2 separate regions of the Homo sapiens genome follow, and region 2 is linked to region 1. Evidence: chromatin contacts called from ENCODE Hi-C data. All regions are on one chromosome and are shown on one strand. The core of a region is the stretch at or near the end of the contact, and the rest is flanking DNA. Distances in the headings are between cores, read along the strand shown. Region 1 holds the start of PNISR-AS1 (PNISR antisense RNA 1). Region 2 holds the start of RTN4IP1 (reticulon 4 interacting protein 1).

The links. Hi-C counts contacts between places; a loop is a spot of excess contacts on that map. Pooled maps may share reads with other maps.
Region 2: a map of CD4-positive, alpha-beta memory T cell shows a loop between it and region 1 (15-fold over the local background). The contact joins the promoter of RTN4IP1 here to the promoter of PNISR-AS1 in region 1. A Hi-C loop is called at or near these places in 1 of 168 maps with a recorded cell type or tissue (CD4-positive, alpha-beta memory T cell), 1 of 37 single-sample maps with no recorded cell type and 8 of 50 pooled maps.

What each region holds. Positions count from the first base shown.
Region 1 is chr6:99,422,833-99,426,603 of GRCh38, reverse strand. It overlaps PNISR-AS1 (PNISR antisense RNA 1), which reads right to left and starts at 1,733. Exons shown (of 3, transcript NR_125843.1): 1 at 1,490-1,733; 2 at 1,217-1,380. PNISR (PNN interacting serine and arginine rich protein) reads left to right here and starts at 1,296. Exons shown (of 12, transcript NM_032870.4): 1 at 1,296-1,389. RefSeq lists enhancers at 495-544, 437-731, 615-834, 434-954, 955-1,474 and 3 more and a silencer at 1,638-1,818.
Region 2 is chr6:106,627,686-106,631,456 of GRCh38, reverse strand. RTN4IP1 (reticulon 4 interacting protein 1) reads left to right here and starts at 1,959. Exons shown (of 9, transcript NM_032730.5): 1 at 1,959-2,709. The coding sequence starts at 2,436. QRSL1 (glutaminyl-tRNA amidotransferase subunit QRSL1) reads right to left here and starts at 1,879. Exons shown (of 11, transcript NM_018292.5): 1 at 1,752-1,879. The coding sequence starts at 1,775. RefSeq lists enhancers at 1,648-1,707, 1,738-1,877.

The sequences.
Region 1 (3,771 bases), core at 484-2,983:
ATAAAATGTTATTTTGAGGACCACGTCCGTGGATTGGAGGAAAGGCAGATGGTTAGCTAGTGACGACTTTATTATAATGCTAATTCAGGAGTATCTGGGTCTCTAGTGCTGAGGAAAACTGAATTTTCATGCAAAGGGCATCTATATTTTCACATCTGTATCTTTATCCATCTAGCTGTGCTCTTACTATTTTGTTTCTACGGTAATTTGCTATTTCTTTTGCACGACAATTGCCCAATGAAATAATTCAGATACTTCGTGCACTTTGTCACGCAGAAGTTTTCATGTTACTCTCTGGAAAGGCACTTCCCAAGATGTAGCTAATAAACACTGTATCTTTGGAACATTTTTGTTTTCCTTTTAACTTGTAGCTCCTAGCCTGGAAATTGATACTTTTGACACTTGAACGTTGTTCATATAAAAACACTGTGAAATCAACATACTGTCTTTGAGGAATGGCATTGCATGCGTCCTTTTGAGAAGCCATCTTGTAGTTGAAGGAAAGCAGCAGGACGGAAACCAGACTTCCCCCCCACGGTTCCCTAAAAGTCACGGATAAAGAATGAAAAACCGGGACTAGTTAAGCCAAGGAGAGAAGAGCAAGTGTTCCCGGAAGGGGGCGCGATGTGTTGAGGTTAACAAAGAGAAAGACAGCTGCGGGGTCAGCTAAGGTCTCCGCTTTCGCTACCGACCCAGACTGCTCACCTTCACAAACTCACGTTTTCCTCAAGCGGCACCCTCGGCAGCGCTCAAGTGAGAGTATTCCATCCTTGGAATACTCCGAGAAGGTTCGAGCCAGAAGTTGGATTGCCTGAAATGCCGCTTCCAGCGCACTAAGTAACTTGAACTGCGCTAAGCAACTGGCCAGAATTGGTTTGGTTTGGTTTGACCCTGGGGTTCCTCCGTAGTCTGTAAGTGGAGTTGCGAACTCAACCCCTTCTCCAAGGCGGGAGTGTTTCTAGGAGGGAACATACTTCCCCTTAAAGGAAGATCACGTTGCTAAAGTAAAAAATTTGAAGGCGCCCTATGTGTAGAACACTTACGTTCTTGGCTTTCTGGCCACTATAAAGATGGGTCGGGAATGGCGCCAGCTACGTTAAAAAGTAACGTGCAGGAATGGTTCAGTTGCCCGGTGTTGACCAGAGTAGAGATGGTTTTGCCCACAAAAAAAATGGCGCCGAAACATGTCAATCCGCACAATCACGTGTTCACAAACCTGGATGAGAGATGGTATGGCTTCAGATGACAAACGGATGTTATTATTCTTTACTTCCGGGTGAGACAAATCGGGCGCCATCTTGTCTTGTTCCCGAAGAAGTAGAAGCATCGAAAGCGTTGGAGAGGTGTTACCGGAACGGCGGCGACAAGGGTGTTCCCGAACTAGAGTGGGTAAGTGATGGAGAACAATTATACGTGGGCACTTGCCGGACCATTACAACGTTCTTGGTTTCTGTGGCGAAGGTAGCATAACTTAAAATAGGCTGCGTACGCTGCTTGGCGCGACCGCTGGAACCTCATTCCTTTAAAGCGCTGCGGTCCGCCAGACTTGGTAAATCAGAGCGCTGCTTTCGCTGAAAAGGAAATGTCCTTGTTAAAGAGAGTGCTCACGGTCCCATCTTCTCACAGAGTTTCCTCTCGGACGAGAAGGGACTAATTGTTGGGTTCCTGACCGGCCGTTAAACACTGCGCGTGCGCAGTGGGAACCCCCTTGTGGGAAGGGGGTTCATGGGGGCGGAGGAGGCGGGGGCTCGCGACCTGGAGCTTATACCCTTTGAGGCTCTGACTACGCAGGCGCAGTTCCTTAGTTTGTGTTTTTCGTGTGTTCTTACCCAATGATGGATATTATGTGTTAAGCTTCGCTAAAGGTAGTATCCAATATTTCAGTTTTTTACCCTGTGGTGGATAGTATCGTCATCTGAACAAATTGAGCATTAGACAAATTTGTTTGTGGGTTGTTAAATTAACATTCTAGCTTAAGATTTTAATTCAACATTAATCTTTTACATCTTTTTACTTCCCCCTGCCCCCAAGTAAAACAAAATAAACTTAGAATTCCTCATTTGAGTGCAGCAGGGCGAAAACAACAGCAACCAGACTACTAAAGATTTTACTTGTGGAATTTTTTTGTAAAGTGGCAAAGGGCTTATAGAGAAAACAGTTCTTTAAAGATGTTCTTGAGAGTTTTTTTTTTTAACTTACTAATAGACTTTATGTTTTAGAACAGTTTTTGTTTACGTTGAGCACATACGACGTCCCCACTACACACACAGTTTATCTTCTTATTAATAGATGTTAGTATGGTACATTTGTTGCAACTAATGAACCAATAATGATAAATTATTAACTAAGGTCCATAGTTTATTCCTACTTCCTCACATTTTACCTAAAGTCCTTTTTCTGTTCCAGGATGCCAGCTAGGATATCACATTACATTTAGTTGTTGTATATTCTTAGGCTGTATATTCTTGGCTGTGACAGTTTCTCAGGCTTAACTAGTTTTTGATGACTGTTAAGGGCTGACTTGTGCCCCTCTAAAATTCGTATCTTGAAGTCCTAACCTCAGTACCCCAGAACGTGACTGTATTTGGAGAGAGGGTCTTTAAAGAAGATGAGGTCACTAGGGTGGACCTTAGCCCAATATATTAATAACTGCTGTCCTTATAAGAAGAGAGTAGGATACAGAGGGATGATCATGTGAAGACATAGGGAGAAGACAACCATCCACAAGCCAAGGAGAGAGGCCTTAGAATGAAATCAACCCCATAGAGCTTACACTATACGCCTCCAGAACAGTGAGGAAATAAATTTCTGTTGCTTAAGCCACCCAGTCTTTGGTACTTTGTTATGGCAAGCATACCAAACTAATACAGTGACCTTGACATTTTTTGAGGAGTATGGTCAGGTATATTGTAGGGTGCCCTGCTATTGGAATTTGCCAGACGATTTTCTCATGATTAAAATGGCCTTACGGACTATATCAGGGGAAGATCACAGAGGTAAGATGCCCTTTTCAACACATGCTATCAAGGATACATACTATCAAGGTGACTTATCACATTATTACTGACCTTGATCATCCTTCTGGAGTAGCGTTTGTTAGATTTATCCACTGTAAAGTTACTTCCCCCACCCCTTTTTATACTGTTCTCTTTGGAAGGAAGTCACTTTGCAGAGCCCACGCTTACTGAATGGACAGTTGTGCTCTTCCTCAGTTAGGGTGGAATATTTACATAATTTATTTGGAATTCTCTGTGGGAGATTTGTGTCTTCCCTCACATTTATTTGTTAGTTTATTTTATCATATCCTTATGGGCTTGTGGATGTTTATTACATAACTTATATTATAATCCAGTACTTCTTTATTTTGTTGCTCAAATTGTACCAGCTTTGGCCATTGGCAGCTCTTCGAGTTGTCTACTGTTCTCCTTTGACATGTTCCTATCAATTTTTTTTTTTTTAGCACTTTATTGCTTCCTGGCAGTATACATGCCCCAGACTCATCTTTTATATTTCCTGTCGCAGTCCTAGAGTCAGCTATTTCTTTAAAGATCTCTGATTCCTTTTATTGAAGAATGGTATTAAAACCAAGTTCTCGTGCCTAGGTGTGCTTGTTGCTACTAGGGTGTCATTTTGGGCGCTCTCGCTACATTTATTTTTAAATTATTATTGGGGGGGTATTTATAACCGACTCTCCAATTCTCCAGTTTTTTTTTTTTTTTTTTTTTTTGAGACAGAGTGTCACTCTGTTTCCCAGACCGGAGTGCAGTGGTG
Region 2 (3,771 bases), core at 710-3,209, 7.2 Mb before region 1:
TCCCTTGCCTCAACCTTCTTGAATAGGCACATAGTTTACAATATTACACATATTCCCATTGCATTGCTACTCCAAAATAAATATTTTCTTTAGAGTCTCTTTCTGTTACTTAGATTGACAGTGGAAAAGGCAGAAAAAGGAAATAACATATTTTTATAGGTTGTATTTAATTTTAAAACAAGTTTTGGGTGTTGTCTGTTTATTTATTTTTATTTTATTTATTTATTTTTTGAGACGGAGTCTTGCTCTGCCGCCCAGGCTGGAGTGCAGTGGCGTGATCTTGGCTCACTGCAAGCTCCGCCTCCCGGGTTCACGCCATTCTCCTGCCTCAGCCTCCCGAGTAGCTGGGACTACAGGCGCCCGCCACTACGCCCGGCTAATTTTTTGTATATTTAGTAGAAATGGGGTTTCACCGTGTTAGCCAGGATGGTCTCGATCTCCTGACCTCGTGATCCACCCGCCTCGGCCTCCCAAAGTGCTGGGATTACAGGCGTGAGCCACCGCGCCGGGCATATTTATTTTTTAAAGAACAAATTTGATTCGACGCAATTTAAAATGATAACATAATAATGTATTTTGGGGGAAGAACTATTATTTAAAGCCTGTGGATTTCAATTTCTCATTATATATTACAGCTATCTATAATTATAATTCCACGCTGCCAGCTGGGAAACAAACAAAACGACAACTTCTAGGGTGGAATAAAAAGGAAGATGGAAGGCAGTTTAGGTCATCAGCGCCTACTTCTTACCAGAAATCACCTGGAGCCTCCATTAAACCATACTCCCGAACTTACCACACAGCTCTAATTAAGTCTAGAGTGGGGCATAGTTTTAGTTTCAACAGGTGCTTTATGTGACTCTGATAGCAATGGGCCTGCAGACAGTTCTAAGGTTGAGTGACGTGAACCAGGAAGCAAAAAGACCCGAATTAAAGCTATAACAGCAGAAATAACGTAAGAGGGCAGATTCCAGCCATATCTGCAAGATAGAATGAAGAGGGCTTAGTGATTTATTGGATATGAAAGATGAGGAAGAATCTAAAGGCAAATGAGATAATAGTTGTGCCATTAAAAAGAGTCTATTAAGAATTCAGAAATACCAGAGCTTTTTTAAGACGGGGGTTGAGAGGTAAGTCCTGTTACAATGATTACTTCAACACCGATTAAAGTGAATTTGAGGGTGCTTATGTGACATTTAGAAGAACTGCCCAGAAAGCATTCACAAATACAGTCTAGAATTCAAACACGACGTCCAGGACATGGAGACACGGGTTAGGAAATCACTGGTATCTTAGTGGTAGGTAAATCCTAGAGAACGAATTCTTTGAAAAAAGCCAAAAATTACTCATTTGAATTTTGCAAACTACAGTTTCGCCGGGCTTCTTAGCGACAACTGCAGCTAAGTGTCGGGGACAGAAGAGAGACTGAAGTGGCCCCGCAAGCCCCCTTTGGCAAAGCCCACTCCGAGACCATCCGGATCCCGACCTACACCAGAGCAAATGTCTAATGGTGAGAAGCCGCTTCACCACCCTACAGATCCGCGGTGCAGAGATTTCCCTGCTAAGGTCCTAACTCCTGAATGGGTACGGCGAGTACACCCGAAGAATCGAAAGGTACTTATCCCCCACTCAGTTCTAGAGGAAGCAGCGAGGTGGGCCAAGATGCGTGGTAAGGCCCAGGGACTCTTTGTCAACGAAGTCCGTTAAACTTTCCGCCCTCCCGGGGGCCTCAGCGGGCCAATTCCACTCACTTCTCGGAGGCTCCGGCCCAGCATGGTCCTCGTGCCCAGCCTGCCACCACAGGAGCCAGGCAAGGGGGAAAAAGAGGTCACCGGTCGCTAGTGATGTTACATGGGCGCAGCCATCTTTAATTGTCACTGAGCCCTTCAACACCGAGTACTTGGATTGGTTGAATTGCAGCCCGAGGAAATGATCTTTGTAGGCGATTGGTTGGCGCCGCAAAGCCATCCCGGCGGCTAAGGAGAGCGGGCAGGCAAGGAGATTCCGGGCCAGGGTCGCGGCGGCAGTCGGCAAGCGTTCGATTCTCTGGCGTTGGATCGCGAGCGGTGTCTGCTTGTCCCGCCGAGGGCTCCCAGGACAGGGCAGGGATCTAGGGGGTTTGCGCACCTGCTTTTTAATGCCCCGCCCCCCCTTTTTTTTTTAAAGTGGAGGGGGTGAAAGTGAGGGAGGAGAATGGACAGAATACTGACTGGAACGTTAATTCGAGCATTTCATATGCGAAGAGCGGAATAACAGTTCCGTATTCTTCTTTCAGTTTCTCCATTAGATTAGCTTCATTTTCGAATGCTCCGTTTTGCATGCTTAATTTTGAAACTAGCCCGTGGTTTGGCAGAATTTGACTGAATTCAGGGGTGAGAGTTTGATCCAGTCCAAGTGTATTTGAATTTGAGCACGCAGTTCAACCAGTGTTTACAATGGAATTTCTGAAGACTTGTGTACTTAGAAGAAATGCATGCACTGCGGTTTGCTTCTGGAGAAGCAAAGTTGTCCAAAAGCCTTCAGTTAGAAGGATTAGTACTACCTCTCCTAGGAGCACTGTCATGCCTGCTTGGGTGATAGATAAATATGGGAAGAATGAAGTGCTTCGATTCACTCAGAACATGATGATGCCTATCATACACTATCCAAATGAAGTCATTGTCAAAGTTCACGCTGCCAGTGTAAATCCTATAGACGTTAATATGAGAAGTAAGTTTTCAAAAGACATTGTTACCTTTTTTAAAAAAATCACTTTCATAAGGTATGCCGTTTTAAAAAATTGACTACGCTTCTTTGGTTTACATAAATGAATCATTTAGGTTTTTAACAATACCTCTGCAAATATTTCCAAAATTTTTGAAATTGCAATGGCCAGGGAATCCTTCTGGCCATTTGTATTGACAAAATATAAGCTTGATTGTTTTCATGCGTCCTTAAATATGTAAGTTCAGACTTGAGAACTGTGTCTGTAGCTAACTTTTTTTTTTTTGAGACTGAGTCTCACTCTGTCACCCAGGCTAGAGTGCGGTGGCCTGATCTCAGCTCACTGCAACCTCCGCATCCTGGGTTCAAGCAATTTCTCCTGCCTCAGCCTCCCGAGTAGCTGGGATTACAGGCGCATGCCACCACACCGGGCTAATTTTTTGTATTTTTAGTAGAGATGGGGTTTCACTATGTTGGTCAGGCTGGTCTCGAACTCCTGACCTCAGGCGATCCTCTGCCTCCGCCCCCTAAGTGCTGGGATTACAGACGAGCCATTGCGCCCTGCCTATGTTTGTAGCTAAATTTCTGTCCAGGGAACTTTGTGGTATTCTGAGATCCGTCACAGGCTTCGGAAGTATAGTTGTTTCCTAGTCAGTTTAGAATTTATGGGGTTTTTTGTTTGTTTTTGAGACAGAGTCTCACTCTATCGGCAGGCTGGAGTGCAAGGGCGCTTTCCTGGCTCACTGCAACCTCCGCCTTCCGGGTTCAAGCGATTCTCCTGCTTCAGCCTCCCAAGTAGCTGGGACTACAGACATGCGCCGCCACACCCAGCTAATTTTTGTATTTTTATAGAAACGGGAGTTTCACTGTGTTGGTGGGAGGCTGAGGCAGGAGAATCGCTTGAATCCGGAAGGCGGAGGTTGCAGTGAGCCAAGAACGCGCCCTTGCACTCCAGCCTGCCGATAGAGTGAGACTCCATCTCAAAAAAAAAAAAAAAAAAAAAAAAAAAAGCATTGAAATGACTTTACTGTGATTGTCTCATGAAGTCTACGTTTGTATTCTTTGTTT